Linked DNA regions of Homo sapiens: region 1 is linked to region 2. A link is an interaction called in ENCODE POLR2A ChIA-PET data of the cell type or tissue named here. Cell type or tissue: OCI-LY7. All regions are shown on one strand. Each heading gives the region's core, and the rest is flanking DNA. Links, peaks and the distances in the headings are about the cores only. Region 1 holds the start of OPALIN (oligodendrocytic myelin paranodal and inner loop protein). Region 2 holds the start of DNTT (DNA nucleotidylexotransferase).

Region 1 (12,215 bases), core at 3,842-8,841, 60 kb before region 2:
GCCAATTTGCAACAATGGGACTCTTATGAAAAACCTTTATTTAGGCCTTCTGTGTGACGTATCCACAGAAAAGAGAAGCTCTGATTCAGCTGGGGCTAGCTGGGCCGCTCCTCTGGAAGCCCACACTTGTGGGGACTTAGGCATGACACAGGTTCTTGCAAAGAAACTAGAGGCTGGCTTCACTAGAGAGAGTCCATTCAGCAGAAAGTCCCAGGCCTCTGCCTTGGTGCTTCCAATTATCAGTGACCTGCCTGCAAGCATCCCCAGAAGCAAACAGCAGAGGTAGAAGATATCACTGCAGCCTGCTTTGTGCTTTAATTGGGTACCAAGCTTTGGGGATGACAGTGAGTTGCAAGAATAGTTTTAGTTCAGAGAATTGTCTTAGGACAACAGGCTAATGAAGGATTTGGGGTCTGGGTTTTTAGCCTGGCTCCGTTCTGGTGTAACCCGGTCTAGCAAAAGCTAAGCCTGGATTGCAGGGCAGGAAAAAATCTGGAATTAACTTTAGCCAGTGGAATTTCTTCAAACAGAGAAAGAGAGGCTGTTCATTGATCCACTATTCCCTCTATTTTCCTCTAAGGTAAATATTTAGAGGTATTTACCTGTAAGGTGAAGTTTCCTTTTTATTTCTACTTTACAATTTCTCTCTAAAGCAAGCTTGTCCAACCCTTGGCCCAGGACGGCTTTGAATATGGCCCGACACAAATTCGTAAACTTTTTAAAAAACATTGTAAGATTCTTTCTGTGATTTTTTTTTTTCTCGTCAGCTATCGTTAGTGTATTTTATGTGTGGCCCAAGATAATTCTTCTTCCAATGTGGCCCAGGGAAGCCAAAAGATGGGACACCCCTGCTGTAAAGTTTCATATCACTCATGAATTGCTCAGCTGATTTAAATAATTTGTAAAATCCTGCTAACTAGCAAATTCACATTGAGATTTTCTATTGATTGGGTCCCTTTGATAGCTTTCAGATTGGTATTGTTAGCGTTCCATTTGTGAACAAATGTTCCCTTGGCTTTAGCAGATGTTTTTAAAGTTTCTTTTGTAGACCGAACTTCTGAAGAGTAATACCAAATGCCTAAAATTTTATTTTTAAAAAGGAAAATTGTTTAAAGTATTATATGTAAACATATGGGTATTTTTTATTTTGTGTAATTTTACATTTCATGAAATGATGTCAGTTTCAAAGAGAAAGTGGAGAGGACCTAACATATGTCTCTACCTAGAACGGATGGTTTCATTAAAGAATGTGGATTTATTGATGTGTCTTGGGTTTGTATTGCTAATTCAGACCAGATGGGTCCTTTTAGTGCTAATTTTCTCCAATATCACAAGAGCTTGGGAGAGAGTACTAAAAGGGGGCCCTTCTCTACAGCCTTCCACTCTCTGGTTAGTATCCAAGTACTCCAGAACAGAGTTCACTAATGGACCCAGAAAGTCATGAGCAAAGCTAAAGATGGCTTTCAAATTTGTTCCCTTTCTTACACCAAAACAAGCTGAAAATCTTACAACCTAATTGTGAAGATGTCTGCTGCCGAAACCATCCAGATGTGGTAGACATCTTCCATTTGCCCCTCAGCTCCCATCGCCACCCTCCTCTATCTGGACATTTGTCTGAGGACTACATCTGACACCCGAGACTGAAGGTTATGGCTCCCAGTAGGTGAACACTACTGGGAGTGTTCCAGGCCTCCCCACTGGGGGCCCTGGAAGTTCCTCCTTCCACTTTCCACTTCAGGCTTAGGGGTGGTAATGACACCCTGCTTGTCTAACCTTGGGGTACTGCACTTCCCTCAAGGGAAACCTTTATAGGTAGTCATTTTAATAAACACTTTTCAAATGTAGTAATGAGTGTACATTACTTGTCTCCTGCAGGGAACCTGACTGATACAGGGTTATTTCTAACACAAAGACAGGGACTCCATCTGATAAGGGACACCCTCTTCAGGTTGATTAGATGAAGAGGCTTTGGGGTATGTTTGGAGTTTTGTGGGTTATATTACAGAACGGTAATTATACAACTGTGTTTTTAGAAGCACTCAGATTGCTCTCAGTGCAAAATCCTTTAACACATGCAGTTGTTTTGTGCTATACATAGTCTCAAGATTTTGACTTTTCTGCCCATTTGCAGTCACCAATTACATAGAGTTGATAGATAAATAATTGATAGATGATAAATAGATGATATAGGTAGATAGGTAGATAGATAGATGATAGAAAAAGAGAGAAAAAGAAAGAAAGAGAAAAAGAGACAAAGAAAAAGAAAGAATGAAAGAAGAAAGAACAAAAAAGGAGAAAGAAAGGAAGAAAGAAAGAAAGGAAAGAAAGAGAAGAAAGACAGAAAGAAAGACAGACAGAAAGAAAGAAAGCAGGCTATAGATCTTCAGCAAGGTTTATCTTCTATAGCTAACGGTGAGTCCCAGTGGTGCAAGGGCATGAATGCTGGTATATCAGTCAGCATGGGCTAGCTTATGCTGCAACAACTATCCCCCAAATCTCAGGGGCTTTATATAAGATTTATTTCTTGTCCACACTACACATTCATTTCTGGTCATCTGGAAACTCTTCCATATCATCCTCAGTCAGGACCAGGCTGATGAAGCAGCAGCATCAGAACATTGCTGGGTTTTATAATACAGGGAAAGAAAGGGTGGCACATGACACACTGGCTCTTAAAACTACCTGGAAATGATATATTACTTCTACTCATTTCATTGATCACAGCAAGTCACATGGATGTCCTTAACTTCATGACAAGAACAAGGCAAACTAGCAACATTGGTGGGCAGCAGTAATGACTCTCACATGTGACATTTGTAGATAGGAAAATGACTATAATTCTTCTGTTTGTTCTAAAATTTCACTTTATCCCTACCTTATTATTAACATTTTAGATAAAGATTTCTAAAAATTAGAACAAGGCCACTGCAACAATGTTTGTATACCCACAAAATTCATGTATTGAAATCCCAGCCCCTCATGTAATAGTATTGAGAGGCGGGGGCTTTGGGACGTAATTAGGTTATGAGGCTCCAGAGAGATCCCTCAGCCTCCACGTGAGGACACAGAGAGAGGACAGCTGCCTAGGAACCAGGAAGCAGGCCCTCACCAGACACTGAATCTCCTGGCACCTTGATCTTGGACTTCCCAGCCCCCAGAACTGTGATAAATAACTTTCTGTTGCTTATAAGCCACTCAGTCTGTGGTGCTCTGTTTTAGCGTCCCAAATGGACTAAGACAGCCACCTGTCATTTAGAATGGTCCAGTTTTTTAAGCTGACCGGTTGTTACAGGGAAGACCATCCATGTGATTGGGCTTGTACAAATTTAAATGGTGACAAAATATAAATGATCCGAGATTCTCAGAGTTGGTGGCCCCAATCTTTCACCCACTAAGGGCATTCCATCTATGGTTTCTAAGGAGATGATTCTCAGGCCCGACTTCCAAAGAAGGAGAGCTTACTCACTTCATCCATTCCTTCTCCTTTAGGTAACAATGCCAAATTCATTTTGCAGAACCACCTCTTCTTCCATTGGAGGGACCCTCACTGGGGGGACTGTTAGCCAGGTGGTACATCATCCTTGGCCATATGAACCAAGCCAGACCAACCAAATCCTCTTCCTGGGACTGGAGTCCTGATCAGAGAGGCAAAAGGGCTGAGATATTTTGGAGCTCAGTTTCCCTGGAAGGACACCTCTGAAAGACCGTCTGGGAGTTGCTGCTGCTGAAGGTTTGGGAGCAACCTCACTCTGTCCTTCCAGAGCCTGGTTCTCTAGCCCTCTGTCCTTTCTGAGAGCTCCACTATACTCAGTCAGTAAGTTCTCCTTTTCTGTATTGTATTGTATTGTATTGTATTGTATTGTATTGTATTGTATTGTATTGTATTGTACTGTACTGTACTGTACTGTACTGTACTGTATTGTATTGTATTGTATTGTATTGTATTGTATTGTATTTTGAGATGGAGTCTTGCTCTGTCGCCCAGGCTGGAGTGCAATGGCATGATCTTGGCTCACTGCAACCTCCGCCTCCCAGGTTCAAGCGATTCTCCTGCCTCAGCCTCCCGAGTAGCTGGGATTACAGGCATGTGCCACCATGCCCAGATAATTTTTGTATTTTTAGTAGAGATGGGGTTTCGCCATGTTGGCCAGGCTGTTCTCGAACTCCTGACCTCAGGTGATCCACCCGCCTAGGCCTCTCAAAGTGTTGGGATTACAGGCGTGAGCCACTGTGCCCGGCCAAATTTTCCTTTTCAAAAAATTAAGCAGAGTCTGGTTTTGATGCTTGTGACTGGGCAGTCATGACTGATGGACACTTAGGCAGGGGTACCAATTGCCTGAAGATGTCAACAATTCTTCTAAAGAGATAATGTGTCCATCAGAAGGCAGAGTTATGGATCAGTGGATGCACAGCAAACAAAAGTGCCAAAAAGGACCTCAGTGGCCCTCCCCATCCACAAACAGCCTTGCCAGAGAGTGCTGGGGCCATAAACTGGAATTCTATGGTCCAGGTTGATTCTACGCCAGTCAAGGAAAATTAAAAGCATCATTTGTACGAGCTGTGCTGATTCAAGTAGTCTAATTGCATAAATTGTATCATCCCTGCTTTGTAGATTAAAAGACTCAGACTGGAAGAAGTTATTTCACTTGCCTAAGACCATGCAGCTTCCAGTAGGGCAGCTGTGGCTCTAAACAGAGGTCTCTCTAGACCATGTTGTCACCAGTAGGTTCAGTTTAGGCTGTCACTGTGGAGTCTTGGAAACTGGAAGCCCACAAGGCAGAGGCCTCATTGGTCTTGTTTAGGATAGCATCAGTGTCGGCCATGTTGCAGGTGGCTGATTACCACAGTCTAAGAACTGATTAGAACAGCAGCTGTCACCCCTGACTGCTCGTTAGCGTCCCCTGGGGATGCCCCTGCCTCACTCTGATCAATCAAGTCAGAGTCTCTGGGGGCAGGTTCTAGGCATCAAGAGTTTTTATAACCAGCCCCCTACCACTCCCTAGGTAATTCAGGTATGCAACCAGGATGGAAAAACCACCTGATTAAAGGCAATCTGGTCTCCACTGTGCCACTAAACTGCTCTTGTCAAGGCCACCAGCAACCCCGATACTGGGAATCAGAAGGCTCTTCTGACCTCTTCGGAGGCTACCTCTCAGCAGCAGTTGATACAATTAACCAACATCTACTCCCCTTCTTGAATCAAATTTCTTTCCTGTGACCCCCGAACTTATCTGATTTTCCTGCCTCACTCAACTCTCCTTGCTAGTGACACCCCCTCTTCCAGGCTGCTAAATGTCTGTGAACCCCTGGCAGCTGTCCTGGCCCTCTGCCCTGTCTACCTGCTCATGCACACCGGGGGCTTTAAAACCATCCACAGGCCGGCCACTCCCAAACGGATGTCTTCAGCCCCAGATCCCCTTTATCCAGTCGCCTACTTGGCACCCACACTTGGACAGCCCCTAGGCTACTCAGGTGTAAGGGCAATCTGTTTCTCCAGTATTACCTGCCTAAGCTAATAGCATCTCCATTTTTGTTAGTCAAGCCTCAAACCCAGGAGTTGGCTTTATTCTTCTCTTTCCCTCACCTCGCCCTTCCCCGCCCCATATTTTTTTCATCATTTAATCCCAGTGGCTCCACCTCCACAGTAGAGAGCACAATCATTCACTGCTGTCTTCCTACAGCAGCCACCTTCATCGCTCACCTGGACTCCACTAGCCAGCCACCTGCTTCCACTCTCTTCCCCTGTAATCTTGGCTCCACAGAGAAGCCCTAGCAATCCTCGTCACCAGCAATTACATCATGCATCTCTCCCACTGAAAAACCCTTGGAAAAGGTTTCATCTAAGGATGAAAATCTTACCATGCCCTCCCATGTCACATCAAAAGGGCTCAAACTCACTCCGTCCTTAGCCCCTTCCCGGGTGACTCCCTGGTTTATGTTGTTCCAGCCAACCGGCCTCCTGCCTGCTCTGGGAGTGCACCAAGCTTACAGGGCTTAGCATTTGCTGTGGCTTCTGCCTGGGACTCTCCTCCCTCAACCCTTCACATGTCTGCCCTCTTCTCATCTTTCACGCACAGCTTCAGTGCCATCTCCCAGAGTCATCTAAACAACGGCCTCCTCTGTCACTTGAGTCGCTCTCTCCTTACACTCCTATCTGCTCCTCTCACAGTGGTTTTCATTTCAATGGCCAAATTATTGGTTTAATTCTGTTGTTTTATTAGCAACTCATTCACCATTTTAAAGAGGCAAATCCCTAACAGGGAAATTGTAAGTTATAAAGCAGCCCAAGTCCATGGCTTCCTCCAGGTCTAGAGAGCTTCCCACCCAAAATACAAAAACAGAGAGGGGGTGAGGCTGAACTCACACCAGGCAGCTCATTGGCCACTGAGTGCAGCACCTTGCAGCAGCTGGAGCCCCCAGCAGTGTGACTCCTGCAACAGAATGGGCCCCCACCCCTCCTCCAGACATCCCGAATGTCCATGCTGTTGTCCATGTAACACAATGACTCCATCATTATCAGTAACATGGTTAATGTGGACTCCCGTCAGCTGGGGATGGAGTGGCCAGCCTCAGCCTCATGTAACCCATTGTTTCCAAAGGGCTGCAGGCTGCAGAAGCCCCCAAGCTCTCAGGCCAGCTGTGGCTTCTTTGCTGAGATGGAGGTATAGCCAAGAAAGCAGCCTGAAAAGTAAGGACAGAAAATCAAGGCAAAGAGGGTGGGTGAACCAGGCCATACACGTCGGCCATGCAGCAGCAGCCCATCTTTCCCGAGGGATGGACTGAGGGCTTGGCTACTCCCCTGACCATAAATGGCTTGGCCAGGGTTCTCTTGGAGCCACCTCTCAGCCTGCCTCTGCAGCTTTGTCAGTTAACTGTTCCTACAAATGAAAGACACAAGCCAATAAAGCCAGTGAGAAAGGAGCTTACCAAAGGCAGTGTACGAAGAAGGTTCCTGGGAGACTGTCAGAAATGGTGAGTGAAAGCTGGCATCTCTTCTCAATCGAACTTTCATTTCTTACTATAAAAAACCTCCAAATTCAATTAAATGTACAATGAAGTAAAGGGACTTTATTTTAAATTATTTTCCTATATGCAAAATACCAATAATTTTTTAAACTTCTCACCTAATATTTGCTGATCTTGTCTTTCATTTTGGTATTAAGGTTTGTTTTTAAAACCCCACATACAAGAGTACAGAGTAGATGTTTCACCTATGTTCCCTTTCTAGTTGAAGCAATGGATCTAATCAACGATTTTATCTGTCTTACTTGTTTAATCTGGCTTTTTGTTCCATCATCAGCAACATGGATGGTCATCATTGATCAGAAATTTTCCATCTTTCTTGTTTACTTGTGATAAATATTTTGTTGTGACTCAATCAAATGAAGTTTGCTAAGTTAGAAGAGAAAACAAGAGGGTTCTGTGATTTACTAAAGAATTATGGAAACAGCCTAGGTGTCCATCAGTGGATGAATGGATAAAGGGACTGTGGTTTATATGTATATATACAACTGAATATTAGCTTTAGAATAGGAGGAGACCCTGCCATTTGCCATGTTTGTCCTATTTGGACCTGGAGAACATTATGCTAAGTGAAATAAGCCAGACACAAAAAGAAGAATATTGTGTAATCTCACTTTCTTGTGGAATTTTTTTTTTTTTTTTTTTTTTTTTTTTTTACAAAAAGCATTGTTAAAAGGAGTAGAGCTCAGTCTGTGGAGTTAGGGAGATCTGTGATCTAACCTGATCTCTACCACTTAAAAGCTGGTGAGCAAAAACCTATCTTGGTCTCAGTTTCCACAGGTATAATATAGGAATAATAGTGCTCCCTTCATGGGGAGGTTGTGAGTATGGGGTCTTATACCCAGCACACCTTCAACAGCAGTAAGTTTTTATCCTGTCTCTTCCTCCTTCCTCTCACAAACTGCAAACTTATAATGAAGGACGTTCAGCCACTGAGATCCCAAAATGCCTTCAGAATCATTGTGTAGATACTGCATAGTGCTCAGACTAGCAGTAAGCAATAATTGCATTGTATCCAATTCTAGTACTTTGACTATCACTAACTCATGCTTGCAATTCCATTCCACAAGAACTTTCCTATCCTTAGCTCTGTGCTGGCCAGGCCATAAAGAATATGCTACCACGTGATCCCTAAAACACAGAGGGTGTTTTACAGTTTGGGAGAAAGGAGCTGCCACAGATGACATTACGGTATTCCCTTGTGAAGTGGGCAAGGCAAGTTAATAGTATCCCATTTTGAGAATGGGAAAACTGAGCCTTGGAGAATAGATTTGTTGTGAGAAAATGGAGACCAGAGGGTTTGAGTGACTTATCCAAGACTACACAGCTCCTAAGTGGCTAAGTGTGGGCTCGAATTTAGATCAGGTGGCTCCAAGCTCAGGGTTGCATCATCCCACTCAGCTGTGTCTCTGAAGGGCACTGCATCAGATTCTTCTCCACCCTAATTTGTGCGATGTTTTTCTCTCCATGAGAGCACTGTACTGTGTTTCTACAAAATATGAGTGTCTTTCTGAAATTGGCCAAAATCTCCGTCATCCGAATGTTGATAAACAACACATGCAATGGCCCACTTGTTGCTGCACCCCCTCTTCTACTGTCCTCCCAAAGGAAGCTTTGTCTTAGGGCTGCTGACATCAGTCCTCAGTGCCCACTGATGAGATAAAGCTCTGGGCAGCTGCATTCAGTGCAGCGACCATCCAGTGTCCTTGCAGCACGTGTTGGTCTGGTGCTAGCGTGAAGAGCAGTGGTTAGGTCCCTTGAGCAAGAGGACCCTGACCTAAGAGGCCCAGACGTCCCTGTGTTCCACCGTCATCCCAGAAGCAGAGGTGCACAGTGCTGTCAGCCTGGGTGCTCTGATTCATCCACAGAGACTACTGGAGTTGCTTGGAAGCCTTGCAGAGTGGTGGAAAGAGGTTGTCACCGGGACACTCAGGTTCTGGTGACAGCTAAGTAGTTGTTTGGACTTGGGAAACCTGTTCAAATTCTTGAGGCTTGGTTATTCTCTATAAAATGCGGGTGTCCTATTGCCAAGAGGGGGAGAAGTGAGCAGAGGCACCACTGAAGCGTGCTAGTTGAGCAGGGCCACGTTGATTGAAGGACATAATATTTGGGGCAAAAGCTAGGGGGACTTACACATTCTAGGTGCTTAAAACACTTCTGGTTCACAAAAGATTTTCTTGTTCATTAACCCATCTGAATTCCAATCCATCAGTAAGTCAGCTGAAATAGGTGTTTTGTCAGTTTGCTTCTGTTGGGATGAGATCCTCTGTTACCATCTTTCGGGTTGGGGTTGAGTCACATAGACTGCGGCCCATTGGCTGGTCTATGTGGCTCCAACTGTTCTCATTTGTCCATGAGGTGATTTCTGATAAGTCCCTGGGTTTCAGTTTCCTCTGCTGGAAAATGAGGGTTTTGAGAGAGATGATCTTTCAGGTAATTCAGGTGTGAAACATGATTCTTTTGGATTCTTTAATGTTTCACAACTTTCCTATTGTTGGATAACATTTAATTTTAAAACTTAATGAATGCATTGTTTCTACAATGACAGAATCTGGTCTTGGGATGCTGGAAAGACGGGAAGCTGTGGTGTAGACCAAGCCCAGGGAAATATCTGGGGGTCAGGGAGACCGAGGCTGAAGGAGGGCCCAGCCAGGAGGTATTAATCCAGGGTGGCTGGACCCAAGGGGCTGAGAGTCCAGAAAGTGGGAACAAGACCACTTCCACCCAGGGAAAGAGGGGAAAATAGTTTCACTGGCTGAGTCAGAACAGGTCCACCCATCATTCCAATCTAGGTAGGGAAAGGACTTGGTAAGGAGCAGCCTGGAAAGGCTAGAGTAACAGGGGCTAGGGACAGGGAGGAGAAAGGAGCCACCTGAGGCCCTGGGCAGGCTACTTGGTGCTCCACTGAGCCCACGATCTTTAAATTTGGACTCCATATTTGCGGGAGAGGTGAGACCATCTACTAAGTGAGGGGAGGAAAGAGAAGGGTTTGCTGTTCCCCTGTCCTCCTGGCCACTTCAGCTCCAGCAACCTAGAACCTCTGCCTCAGTTGTAGCAAAAACAGAAGCCTTGCCTTCCCCGGGTAAGGATCAGGTGTTCTTGTTAGACCATGCCCTTTGGGGGTCTTACCTTCTACTCCAAGGAGAAAACACAAAATACTTCTAAATTCAACAGTTTTCTGTCTCAAAGGAGTTCTAGAGGGAATAAACATAATTTTAGCCTTTTGCTGAATTTCTAGTCATGTGTTTGCTGCCCTTGTGAATGGGACCCCTCAGACAATAGCCTTGCAGGCTGCCTCTTCATCTGATCCTGGTCGAGGACCTGGTTGGGGGCGGTGGCAAGACTGACTTGATGCTGAGGGAGGAACTCATGACAGGCTCCTTGCCTCCCCTTCCTTCTTTTGGGGCCAAGACTGTGCAGGACGATGGGGGCTGGCTGAGTCTATAGGATCAATGACCTCTCGGAATCCACCAGGGTCAGTGAGTTTGAGGAAGTGAGGAAGGAGCTTGCTGACCATCCCTGGGAGCTTTAATGTTTACTTCTATCTTGCAGAGTTTTTCACTGAACTTCACCCTGCCGGCGAACACAGTAAGTACAGCAGCCCCCATTCACCAGGCAACGCAGAGAAGACCAGTGCAGAATTTACAGTAGGTCTCCAGAACTCACATAAACCCCTCACACACGGTGATAAGTTACACAGACTTTCTTTTTTTTTTTTTTTTTTTTTTTTTTTTTTTTTTTTTTTTGAGACAAGGTCTTGCTCTGTCACCCAGGCTGGAGTGCAGTGGCATGATCTCGACTCACTGCAACTTCCACCTCCTGGGTTCAAGCGATTCTCCTGCCTCAGCCTCCTGAGTAGCTGGGATTACAGGTGTGCACCACCATATCCGGCTAATTTTTGCACTTTTTAGTAGAGACAGGGTTTTGCCATGTTGGCCAGGCTGGTCTCAAACTCCTGACCTCAGGTGATCCGCCCACCTCAGCCTCCCAAAGTGCTGGGATTATAGGTGTGAGCCACCGTGCCCGGCCATTTACATAAACTTTCAAAACGCACTGAGGAATAGTTGAGAGATGCTGAGAGAATTTATTTCCATTATAAAACTTATAAATACACATTTTGAAAAGGAAAATAGGAAAACAACAACAACAATAAAACACCTAAACTCTCATCAGCAGAAAACTGGTGTAACCCTTCCTGTCCTGTTTGGCGTTACATAAATTTTGACTTTTGTTGCCTTTGTACTATTGTTTTCTTACTCTACATATAATTTTATATCTAAATGTTTTCCACTAGTCTTTATAACCATAACTGTTATATGGTTAATCACATAATCATGTGATCATATTATGATCGCATAATATTTTTTCAAGTTAATTATTTCTTCAGTTGATTAACTATCATTAGGAATAACTTTGTGATACATGGCATTTTAGAGAATCCTTATCTGCATTTAAGATAATTTCCTTGTATGTATTCTAAAATGGGAATGATTGGGTCAACAAGAATGAACATTTTATGGCTCTTGATTATGGCATTTAGTTGCAAGTCAAAATTGAGGTTTTCAATTGTCGATGTTAGAGTTTCAATCCACAGCTGATCCTCCGTCTTCTGTTTGCACATTGCATATAGATAACACTAAGAGCCAAGGTTGTTATCTGATCAGTAGCACTACTATGGTTGAGCAAGGCATTTTTCTGGCCCAGTTTTTTAGTGGGCTTGGCTGTGCCACATTTTTCTGATAAGTTGTCTGGTTATTCAAAGAGAATAAACTGAATCTTACTCGTAAGAGGACTCCTAAGCCAGTGCTCATTTTACTGAAACATGGGGGCATAGTTCTAGAGAGTAGCATAAAGTTAGAACATTGTGACTTATTGCTGGACCTGTGGTGCCCACCACTGTCTGCCCAGACCTCTGTGAACTGAATACATTGGCACCTGCTCCAGCCTCTGGTGGGGGGCACTTCTGAACCTCCCCAACTTGCTCTGCTTCCCTGCTTCAGCTTCTGCCTGTTGGTTTCAGGCAAATTCCCTAATTCTTCCTCTTTTTCCTGTCAAAACCTTTTCCTTCAATCACTGCTGGAACTTTCCCCTGGCTGTTGGAACCCAGCAGGTCCATAGACACTCCAGGTTCTGTGTTATCTTGGCCCATCACATCAAGAGAATGCAGAGAAGCAAGAAGCCATTTCTTGGGG
Region 2 (12,215 bases), core at 2,493-7,492:
GCCGGGGTCTCTTCTTCCGAGGGCTCAAGTGGGACGCTCGTGGTGGATCCATGGGAAGAGGCTGCTGCTGCCTCTGGCTGGCCCATCTGGTGGTGTCTCCAGAAGGGAGGGAGACTGCCACCCTCCTACACGAAGGGTTTTGATGTCATCTCACCAGCAGACTCTGAAGCCAGGCCAGGGCTTCACAGGTGCTGCCCTGGCAACAGCTTCCTGCCAAAGTGTGATGGGGAATTTTTATCTCTGTTCAGTTCATTTGTCCAATATGGAGATCATAATGAAGACAGTCAATTAACTTTTGTTTTCATACGCACAATCTCATTAGCTCCTCAGAGTAACCTCGTGAGGAAGGTAGGGAAGCATCATTGTTTGCATGTTATTTATTTCTAAATGTACTGAGGCCCTTCTGTGGTCTTTATTTATTGATCCCCTTTAAACCTCCCAACTCACTTGCATTCTCCTCCTTTTGTAGACAATCATTACACTGTACTGGATGTCTGTTATTTGCATGGGTGTTATATTCTGCTTGTGGTTGTTTTGACTTTACATAAATGGCATTGTTACATTTCTCATTTTGCCAATCACCTTTTTATTTCACTTGGAACTATGTTTTCCAGATCCGTATTCTAATTGCTCTGTTGCTTCTAACTGCTCCATAGTATTTCATGGTGGGTATTACCACCTGTTCACTTACATAGGTACATTTTATAAGCAAGAGAACCAAGGCTCAGTTATTCAAGATCACAGAATAAGGGGCCAAGCCATATCTTGAATTCAGTTCTTTGGATTCCAAATGCTGTATGCATATATTAGTTTTTTAAGTGGATTAAGGTTGTCCAGAGAGTAGTCTGTTATAAACCCTAAAATAGGTCTTCTTCAGTGGGATGGTATGACTTTTAGATGATAACCACTGCCATAAGGAGACATTTTCATAACTTTATGTGCAAAATTAAATTTGTCTTTCACCAATACACTCTATAGATCTCATTTCCTGAGCAGCTACTACACGGCCAAGGCAAGCACCTACCAGCCTTAGCTGACAGGATCCTCACAATACCACTGTCAGGTGGTCCTACCTTTCTCATTTGGCTAAACAATTTGCCCAAGGTCACAGAGCTACTGAATTTTCACAACTGAGAAATGATTGAGCTAGGATTTGGACTCAGATCTGTCTGATTTTAAAAGACTACTCTTAACCACCAAGGAGCCTTCCTCTGTATTGTCTTCTCCAATAACCAATCTGAGCTCTGCTCACCCTTTGTCCTTTTTTTTTTTTTTGGAGATGGAGTTTCGCTCTTATTGCCCAGGCTAGAGTGCAGTGACACAATCTCAGCTCACTGCAACCTCCACCTCCTGGGTTCAAGCGATCCTGCTACCTCAGCCTCCTGAATAGCTGGGATTACAGGCGCACGCCACCACGCCTGGCTAATTTTTGTATTTTTAGTAGAGATGGGGTTTCACCATGTTGGTCAGGCTGGTCTTGAACTCCTGACCTCAGGTGATCGGCCCACCTCGGCCTCTCAGAGTGCTGGGATTACAGGTGTGAGCCACCATGGCTGGCCGTCTGTGCCATATTATTTGAGACTTTTGCTATCTCCAAAACACGTGAGCACCTCACAACCGTATTAGGGGAAGAGTCATGTGACAGCTGCCTTAAGGCATGGGTAAAGCACTCTGTGTTGCTCAAGAAAGCAAAATCAGAAATCTTCAGGTGGAAATTGTAGAGTAATAGATTCCAGTTCTCCGCAAGTAAGACCTGTTTAGTAACTCAGCTGTCTAAAAATATACAGAGAGCAGCTTTATACAGTTGTGTGTTACAAGTCATGAAAAGTATTCAAACAGATGCTGGATAACTGTTTATTGAGCTGTAACAGAAGGGAATTCAGACATCTGGTAAGGGCCTATAATGCAGCCCTGAAATTCCCGGATGCTATGACTGTTTGCTAGAGATCAACTGGAAGATGAGAGTCTATTTTGACCCTCACTATTATGTGTTTGGTTACTGAAGAGCTGAATGCTTCATGTTAGAATGCAGTCTTAGCTACCAAATGGTGCTGCAGCAGGGAGTTAAGTAAATGATTCTAGCAAGAGTCTGGGATTGTTGTGTTCGTTCCCAAGGTATAGCCACCTAATAGTAAAGGTGCACCACCTAAGCAGTAAAGGGAATGGGGAGGTAGTACTGAGATGTGGCTAACAGCTCAGGCTTCGTCAGGCTGCCCATAAAAATTCTGTCTCTATTGCTCTGAAGCTTCAAAGCAAGTTGCTTAACTTCTTTAAGCCTCAGCTTTACCCCATCTGTAAAATGAGGACTGAGATAGCCCACATAACCTGCTGGGCAGAGTGCTTGACACAAAGGTAGCACTTTCAATAAATGTCAGTTCGTAGTAATTTATGTTTTGTTTTTAGAGACATTCCAGTTCAATCTGAAATCGGATATATATGTTTTGTGAAACTACTAAATCATCAAAATATCATATTAAACAATGTCACATTTTAATTTGCTTTGAGTCACTGGTATTGAAAACATTACCAACAAAAATTTCAAATGTACTGATGCCTGTCTGGTTATCAGGCTATCATCTCTCAGCTGCAAATCTACCTTTTTTCTGATGGATTCCATGAGGTTGAGGCTGGGACTGAGCAAATTCTCTTTCTCATTTGCCAGCTGACTTTATGTCAGGCTCTGCCAATGGTGATACCAGAGGGAGACTGAAAGTCTAGATAAGAGGAAAGAGGTGACCTTTTTTGTTTGCTTGCTGCTACAAAGGTCAGGGTCTTCGCAGTAATGGTTCTCTACTCAGACAGCAGTGATTGGTTCTAGTCTTTAGCTTTTTTCTTTTTCTTTTTTTCTTTTCTGCACAACCAGACCCAGTCTTACTGTACCCTTCAGAGGTATCAATACCACTTAGGTGACATCTCCTCAAAAGTCTGAGCCCCAGCTCTGCAGAGGTTTCCCTATGAAATTCTATGGCACCAGGGACGACAGGCAGCACTTCCTTATTAAAGATCTGTGTTCCAGCTCCATGGGAGCCCTGCTCCAAACTTCCAGTTTTCAACAATCCCAGCTCCATCCCTTTGTTGCTCCAGCCCAGTGGTGTAGTGTGCTTCTTGCAGTTTCTTTCTCTGAGTTACCTCAATGTCCTCTTTTTGCTTTTTCAGCAATTAATGTCTGTTAAACCAATCCCCTGTGGTGAAGGGAGGTGTGAAATAAGGTCTGAGAGCACAGATGTCTCATCGCCTTCTCAGGAACTAAATTAAATCGTGCTCATGAAGTGCCTTGAAAATAATAAAACACTATACAGAGTTCTCTTATGCTCTTTGGCATTGCTGCCAATAGCAGGAATTGATTTCTTCTTACTATACTATGATTTTCTGAAGCTCTTTGCATCAGATGTTGAGCACTCTCCTTGATCTACTAGATTGGTCAATAATCTCCAAATCTCAGTGTCTTAACAAAAGTTTATTTGTTTATGCTACTTGGTGGAGAATTCTGCTCCATTTAAGACTCTTCAATATGAACAAATAGAATACAGGTGTTAGGAGCCAGACTACCTGAATTCAAAACCTAACCTTTCTTTGCTTTATTTCCCTTATCTCTGCAATGGGGGTTAGAATGATTTCTATCTTACAGGTGGCTATGAGGACTAAAGCACTTCAAAGACCACTGGCATGCAAGTTCCAAGAACTGTCCATTGCTATTGTAATAGTGCAGGTTTCTCCTTGTTCCCCCTTCCCTTCCCTGTGTTCCCATATACTTTGTAGGTAATCCTGTCACAATCCTTCCCAATGGTCTTTTGCTTTCCCTAGACTCTTCCAAAAGTGGTGCCAGCCCGCTTAGGAAGAGCTGACACAGGAGGATCACTTGAGCCCAGTAGATCGGGGCTGCAAAGAGCCCTGTCCATGCCACTGCTCTCCAGCCTGGGTAACAGAGTGAGACCCTGTCTCAAAAAAGAAAACAAAACAAGACAAAAAAATAAAACAGACCTAAGACTCTAATGAGACCAGAGGGGTGTCCTGCAATGATTTATGGGAACACTGGTCCCATGAAGTGTTCCAGGCAAAACAAAAATTCTGCAGTGAATTAAGTGTAGGGAAACCAGAGAAACTCTATACAATGTGTGTTAGAACATTAAAGGTTTGTAATAAACTGTGTTCGCCCACTGTATTCTCAACATGCTTACCTTTTCTTTGTTTGTTTTGTAGAACACCTACAGCACCCTTTTGAATGCAACTGGAAGTATTGGTGCCTCAGGAGCTACACAAGCCTGAACCACCTGCTACTTACCAGATGTATGAGCTTGGGCCATTCCCTTACCCCATGGGGGGTTCGCAGTTTCCAACATGTAAAATAGCAGTCATAGTGCCAACTTCTTCACATTGTAAGTGATGAATAAGATAGCATGACAACTGCCTGCCTGGTCCACATGGGAGCTGGGCCACTGTTCTGTCCTCCCTTTCATGCTGCCACTCCCATGATGCTGGCAGATGTGACCAATGCTCCTGCCTGTTCAGGTGATGATGGCTATGAGGAAACAAAGAACACAGCTGCTCACTGGTTTCCATGCTGATGCTCCCAGGCAGCCACTTCTCCCCTTAGTTCGGGATTGTTTTTAAATTTTTTCCATTTTGGGTAATATTTAGTCTCCACATGATCATTCTTAGAGATCTTTATTGAGTACAAGTGTATGGGGCAGGAAACAATGGGGAGGATTTTAGGTTTTCCATGGTTCAGTGGAGAAGTAGCCCTCTTCCCATCAGCAAACACTATTTTTATCCTTAGGAGTCCTGTTGTTATTCTCTGTGCACGTTGGAGGAAGTCAGTTTGAGAGAGAAAACTTCTGTTTCCGGCACTTTCATTTTCTTTTATATCAAATATCTTGTATCTTCTATTCGTTTCAAGGTGTAGATCTGGGACCTGTGCCATCCTCAAATGTGCGGGCAGGGTTTTGTTTTGGTTTGGTTTTTCACCGAGCACCAGCTTCCTCTGTTGCCTGAACAGCTGTGTTTGGTTCTTGGCAGCAAGTGTCTTCTGGAGCTTAGAACTGCCTTGCCAGGAGCATGTGTAGAGTGTCTTGAATGAAAAATAAACCTTGGAAAATTTGTTTCTTGCCATTAAGAAGCATTTGGTAGCTATATATGTTGGGTGCCTAACAAGTACAAGAAATTTCTATATTTTAGTTATAACAGGGGTTCACCTTCATCTACAACATGAGAAGTGATAGTTAGAACAATGGAACTGATGGACAACAGCAGCTTATTTGTGACTTCTAGTCTTTATTCCAAAATGTTTATTAAACTTAACTGTATACAAAATTATGGGTGACAGCATGAATATCAGGCATGGAGGGGAGAAAGTACAGGGATTTGCCTCAAGGACAAATTTGAATAGGACAGTTGGGATTTTATTTGCAAAGAGTTAGGAGCTGCTGAAGGTGTTTAAGCAAACACAGAAGGTGATCAAAATGGTGCCTTAGGGAAATTAATCAGGCAATAATGAATGGGGTGAATTGAGGAGGGAGAAAGAAGGGAAGGAATCAGGAGACAATTATAATAAGATATGACTTGGGGCCACTGGAGAGAATGAGAACAGAGCCTGAGTGAGATGATAGACGTTGTGCTGTGGATCAGTGGTTGGGGCCATGGCTCCTGGGTATCCGGGGGTAAAATCCTCCAGTCCTGCCAATATCCCATAACTTCCAAATCTTTATCTCTAGCCCATTTCTCTCTCTTCAGCACCAGGCCCGTTTACATTCCACTGAAAAATATTATTCAAAATGCCTGAAACAGAACTACTCATCATCACTCCCCAAACTGTTCCTTCACTTCTGTCACCAGATCCTTTTAATTCTTTTTCTTGACTGATAACGTCTCTAAGGTAAGCAGTTAAACACATCTTTCTCTCCTGCAGCTTATGAACTGACTGCAAAACAAGCATGGGTCAGTTGGCAGTGGGGTGCATGTGAATGTTTAGCAGTCGGCTCGCAGAGTTCCAGAACATTTAGCCATGGGTTCTTGTGAGCTGGCAGCAGCTGACTCCAGCACACCACTGTGACCAGAGTCACAAGATCAGCTTTATTACTGGTAAACTGGAGAATGTGGCTTGATGCTTTAGCTTCAACCTTCCAGACATCTATTACTGAATTGAGAAGTTTATGATACAATAATACTATCATGACATACTGGCAATAATAGTCATCTCTAAAGATGTTAGGCTTTGTGAAATGCTTTACCATTTATCCTCACATTCTTCAGAAGGCCCTGGAAGATGTTTAACTTGCCCCCTTACACTCATCTGCTGGAGGAATTCAGAGGAGGGCAGGAAAGGGTGGCAGGAAGGGCATTCACATGAGAGGGAGCCTGTCGGGGGCCAGGAGGGCTGGAAGGATTTGAGCAGATGGGAGAAAAGGAGAGAAGTTAGGTTTGGAGCAGACCTCAGAGACCACCCAGAGCCTGAGTTGGCACTAAGAAGTCATGGGAGCTTCTGAGCAGGACAGTGGCAGGCCCGAGGCAGGGCCACAGAAGGCAGCCCTGCAGTGATGTGTATATCCCGTGGTCCAAAACGGGATTCCTGGAAGGTGCAGAGAGCTGAAGCTGCTACTCCAGCTGGGTCACTATTGCAAATGGCCAGAAGAGAACCGTGGAAGCCTCAGCTGGGACCATTCATTCATTCAATGCATATTGACTGTGTGCCTACTATGTGCCAGGCACTTCTAGGCATTAATAATACAGAGTGAATAAAACAACCCCTGCCTCATGGGATTTACATACTTGTCTGTTACTAGAAGGAAACAGACAATAAATAAAATTATTCAAGAATCTCAAGCAGGCCAGATGGTGATAAATGCTGTAGAGAGAAATAAAGGGGACAGCGTATGCCAGGGTTGGGATGGCAGTCTAAGATTATCCAATTAGGCTTTATTGAGGAGGTGACATTTTAGCAAAGATCTGAAAGAAACTAATGATGGTAGCGATGGAAACAGGCATAAATGTGCCAGACCAAGGAGGCACATCATAAAGAAATCATTGTAAAAGGAGAGAGGATGGGTACATCAAAGTCTCAGAAATCACACCTAAACAACTTATCCATGTAACCAAACACCACTTGTTCCCCAAAAACTACTGGAAAAAAAAAAGACTACCTTAAAAAAAAATTGAGGCCAGGCTCATGCCTATAATCCCAGCATTTTGAGAGGCTGAGGTAGGAGGATCATTTGAGACCAGGAGTTTGAGACCAGCCTGGGCAACAAAACAGGACTCCATCTCTACAAAAATAAAAGTAAAAAAATTAGTTGAGTGTGGTGGTGCACGCCTGTCTTCGCAGCTACTCAGAAGGCTGAAGCAGGAGGATTGCTTGAACCCAGAAGGTTGAGGCTATAATGAGCCATGACTGTGCCATTGCACTCCAGCCTGGGCAACAGAGCCAGATCTGATTTCATAAATAAATAAATAAAGAGAGAGACAGACAGAATCTCACAATTATTTAGACAGTGAATTGGAAAACAATAGTTTTGGGTTATAAAACCAAAACTGTAAAATAGAATTAAACTAAACTTGAAATGTGTTTGACCTTTATGGTTTGAAAAGAGTCAGCTAAATATTTCAGCTATTCTTTACTGGATCTTATGGAGGACATTTTATGCTATAGTAGTATTTGTAGTGTTTATAACACTAGGGGATTGAGATGGTCTTATCAGAGTGAAATGAATAGCAAGTAGAGACTGATCATAACAATACGCTTCAGATTCCCCAGTTACTCCCAGTGCCTTACTAATGTACCTTTTTCCCTCGTGCTATAAACATTTATCCTTGGCCCAGGCACAGTGGCTCACACCTGTAATCCCAGCACTTTGGGAGGCCGAGGCAGGAGGATCAACTGAGGTCAGGAGTTTGAGACCAGCCTGACCTACATGGTGAAACCCTGTCTCTACTAAAAATACAAAAATTAGCTGAGCATAGTGGCACACACCTGTAATCTCAGCTACTCAGGAGGCTGAGGCAGGAGAATCACTTGAACCTGGGAGGCAGACCTTGCACTGAGCCGAGATCACACTGCTGTACTCCAGCCTGAGCAACAGAGCAAGACTCCATCTCAAAGAAAAAAAAGCAAAACAGCAACAACCAAAAACACATTTATCTTCAAGGTCACAGATCTCCCTCTGTAGTGGATGCTGTGGTGAGCTGCCCAGAGACCCCTTCAGGATGGAGTCACCATTCCTTTTGCTACTGACAATGGCAGAGCTGATGGCTCACTGACAAAGAGAGACACTTGCCTAAGGACAGACCCCTCCACTTATTGGTCAATGATCGGGGGAAGGTTACAAAGGTCAGGTCATCTCATTTCAAGGGGTGACAACTCTGAAGGGCCAGCCTAACTCTAGAGCATCCTATTAGATTGGCTGAGATCTGTACTACAATCAAATAGTGGTTCAACTCTTTCTCTGCCCAATCTCCTCCTTCATGCTCCCATAGATGATGATCCCAAGGGCATCCCCAATAGACTTCTGCACACAAATTCCCATCTCAGGGCTGGCTTCCTGGGAACTCACCTTAATAACACATTGTTGATACTTACCCTGTTTCAATTACCTTCTGCCCCTGACCACCTTCCTTTATGTAGACAAGTATGGCTCGTCTTCCCATTTAGAGTGTAACCTTCTTTGTATGTCTTAGAGGGCTTAGCACATGTCTTTGTACATAGATGACAGCCCAAAGTATAGGCTGTGAACACCATTCCTCTTCCATCCAGAGAGACCAGTGAGAATTCTGTCAGTGACACACCCCTAATGCATAGAAGGGGAGAGCTCAGGCCCACAAGTGTTTGTGCCAAACCATTTATCTAAAGCTGGTTTTGCTGGGGATGCAGCCAAAACCCTCTCTTATTCTTTGCCAGGAAGTGAAAGTCTTTCATCACCACCTGGGAGGAAAAAGGGGTTCAACGGCCCAGCAGAAACAATGTCACATCGTGAATTTGGTACCAAACTCAGCTCTCAATGCAACGAATTTGAGATTTATTTTAAACGTGTGTTTCTCAGAGAGAATAATTTGATGGGGGTAGGGGGAAGTAGGGACTCACTTTCAACATAGTAATCTTTTTTTATAAAGCTCTGTGAGTAATTGTTTACTTTTTAAAAATAACAAAATCTCATATTCAATATTTTTAAATTGTGGAGGTAATAGTTTATAATTAGGTGCTAAATGGTGTGATTATATTTAACTGAAATGTTTTAACTTGGTGAAAAAGGGCCTAGCTCCTTTCCAAAGCTTCTGAGAGAGCAGATTACTTATTCTCAGCGGAAGTAAACCTATGTACTACTAGTAAATCTCAGCTCTATTAGAAAGGGCAGAAGAGTGTCCAACAGAAAGAACTTCTACTGGAGGAAGAGGTTTGCCTTAGATAACTTAGGAGGAGGGCACAGGGAGAGAAGGGGAAGAGTGCCAGGAAAATCCAAGAGGAGGCTGGCAGCTCTTAGAGGAAAACTAGGTAAATTCCACACATTGGAGTCTCCCAGATCACCAGGGTGTCTTAGTCACTTCAGGATGCTGTAACAAAATTACCAGAGAAGTTTATTTCTCTCCATTCTAGAGTCTGGGAAATCCAACATCAAGGTGCCAGCTGAAAAGTTTCCTGGTGAGGGCACTAGCTCTGGTTTGCAGATGGCCACCTTCTTGCTGTATCCTCACATGGTGGGGAACGAGATCATCTCTCTCGTGTTTCCTCCTTTAAGGGCACTAATCCCGTTCAGGAGGGCTCCACACTCATGTCCTAATTACTCCCAAAGGTATAACTCCAAATACACCTAATCTCAAATGGGGGATTAAGGCAAAAACATGTGAATTTGTGGATGAAACAAACATTCAGCCCAGAGCAATGGATACAAAGCAAAAACAAACAAACAAAAACCCAGTTTGCCTGTTACATGAATACATTGTTACATAAATATTTGTTCTCTGTGTAGAACTTTGGTTCACAACCCTGGCTACACAATAAACTACCTGAGTTTTTAAAATATCAGTGAACAGGCTCCATTGCACACTAATAGAATCTGAATCCCAAAGGGTGGGGGTGGGGGTGAGTATTCATGTTTTTTACAAACTCCATAGTTATCCTCCTGTGCCACCGACCTTGAAAAACCACTGGTTTAGAATATTTGTTGAGCACGGCTGAGATGGATAACTCCAGTTGTCCTCCTTCATGTAAAGCTAAAAAGATAGAGAGGCATAGACTCCTTCCCTACTCTCTATTGATATTTGGGTTTGTTAAATTAAACAACTACTTTTAATTGGTGAGGCATTTTCCTTTATAGTCTGGACAACTCAAACTTGCACCACCAAGCCCTTGCCAGATGGCAGAAAGCAGGGCATTGGAAGGTATTTCCTCCCTGTTGAGTACCAGCTCCACTTCACCAGCCAACCCATGAGACAGTGTTCTACAATGCCACAAAGACAAATAGCCACATGCGTCTCCCATGTACCCGGATACCACCTTGAAGGGAAGGGACAGAACTTTGAAAGATATTACATTTCCTGAAGTTATCAAAGCAGAGAAAACTGAATTATCTGATGGGACAGTTAAAACTATTGGATTGGACTGAAATGGCAAGATGGAACTAAGCTTTAGTTCTTTTCCCACATCCCAGCAAGAAGAAAGTAAATCAGCTCTTCTATAGACAAAATAACAAAGCTCACATTTTCTCTGTATACATAAGGAAAGGTGAGGGATTTTGGACCCTGAAACATGAGTTTATGAATATACACATGCATACATCCATTTGCATGTGCATATGTGGATATGCACATTCACGCACTGTAGACCAAGGCAGAGAAAACTAGGACTTAAGAGTGCAGCCAACAGTGGGCTGCACCTGGCGTGTTCTGGGATTCTGGTGGCAGAGAAGGAATACCGGCTTCTTGGGAGCAAATCCTGACATACAAGTGTGGGAAATGCGGCAAAATGAAACTTGTTGAGCGCTGTTGACAAGACAATTTTTCTGGGAACTAGTGCAGTCATTCAGTGAGCCGGCCAGACAGAGCAGAGTTCATTTCAGATGTTTCTATTGTCCCAGACATGGGAGTTCTACTTGTCACCATTTGGTGTCAGTATTTTCTATCCTAAAAGTCCTCTGGGTTATAAAGCAAAGGCCCTGTTGGAGAAAGTCTGGAGTATTTTACTGTGAATAACTAACTTTATTTCAGAAAATTTTAATATTCCTTTTAGCCTTCACTGCTTTGTTTTCTGCTTTGTAATTGTTTTTCTTTGTGCAGAAAAAAGGCAGCATTCTCTTTATCTGCAAAGGCAAACATCAGAATTACACCATTCATTCATTTGACCAACAAATCTTGAGGACCAGCATCTTGTAACACAAGTCCCTCCACCTACAGAGCTTTTCGGATTCTAGAGGGCAACATGCTCAGGGCAGAGGCAGGTGTTGGAGGCAGCAGTTCTGTAGAAAGAAAAGCTAGCCCTGGCTTTGAGCCTGGTTTTGCCACTTAGCAGCTATGTGGCTGTGGGCAATAAACTTAACCTCTCTGAGCTGCAGTCTCTTCATACATAAAACATACATAATAAACACTTTTCTTCCAATTTTATCATGAAAATTAAAGAAGTTGAGGGATGCCTAGGCAGAGCACAGGGGATGTTTAGGGCAGTGAAGCTACTCTGTATGACACTTATAATGGTCATTATACGTTTACCCAAACCCAAAAGCGAACCCTCCTGTGTAAACTACAGAATTTGGGTGGCAATGATGTATCAGCGTAGGCTCACCGATTCTAACAAATGTACCACTCTGGTGGGGGACGCTGGGAATGGGGGAGGCTATGCATTTGTAAGGGCACAAGGTGTGTGAGATATCTCTTTACCTTCTGCTCAATTTTGCTGTGAACCTAAAACTGCTCTAAAAAATAAGTCTGTTTTTAAAAATTGAATGTGTTACAATGGTATGTTTGTTGCAGAACTATTCACAACAGGAAAGATATGAAATCAACCTAAGTGTTCATCAATGGATGATTGGTTAAAGAAAATGTGATATATATGAAATATACAATGGAGTACTACTCAGCCACGAAAAAAAGAATGAAATTATGTCTCTTGCAGCAACATGGATGGAACTGGAAGCCACTATCTTAAGTGAATAACTCAGACACAGAAAGTCAGATACTGCATGTTCTCACTTACAAGTGGGAGCTAAATCTTGTGTACACATGGACCTAAAGAGTGG

The links. Peaks named below come from ENCODE experiments on the same cell type or tissue, not always from the same donor. Only the 100,000 strongest peaks of a DNase experiment are listed, where the experiment ranks them.
Region 1: POLR2A ChIA-PET joins it to region 2 with 6 read pairs; 3 of 35 experiments call an interaction of 5 or more read pairs at or near these places.

What each region holds. Positions count from the first base shown.
Region 1 is chr10:96,353,651-96,365,865 of GRCh38, reverse strand. OPALIN (oligodendrocytic myelin paranodal and inner loop protein) reads left to right here and starts at 6,864. Exons shown (of 6, transcript NM_033207.5): 1 at 6,864-6,972; 2 at 10,576-10,611. The coding sequence starts at 6,970. It overlaps TLL2 (tolloid like 2), which reads left to right. Exons shown (of 21, transcript NM_012465.4): 21 at 1-1,258. In OCI-LY7, for the core only: no CTCF peak of the experiment used is centred there; no DNase peak of the experiment used is centred there.
Region 2 is chr10:96,292,335-96,304,549 of GRCh38, reverse strand. DNTT (DNA nucleotidylexotransferase) reads right to left here and starts at 116. Exons shown (of 11, transcript NM_004088.4): 1 at 1-116. The coding sequence starts at 52. In OCI-LY7, for the core only: no CTCF peak of the experiment used is centred there; a DNase peak (open chromatin) is centred at 4,959; H3K4me3 peaks cover 1,219 bases; H3K27ac peaks cover 1,753 bases.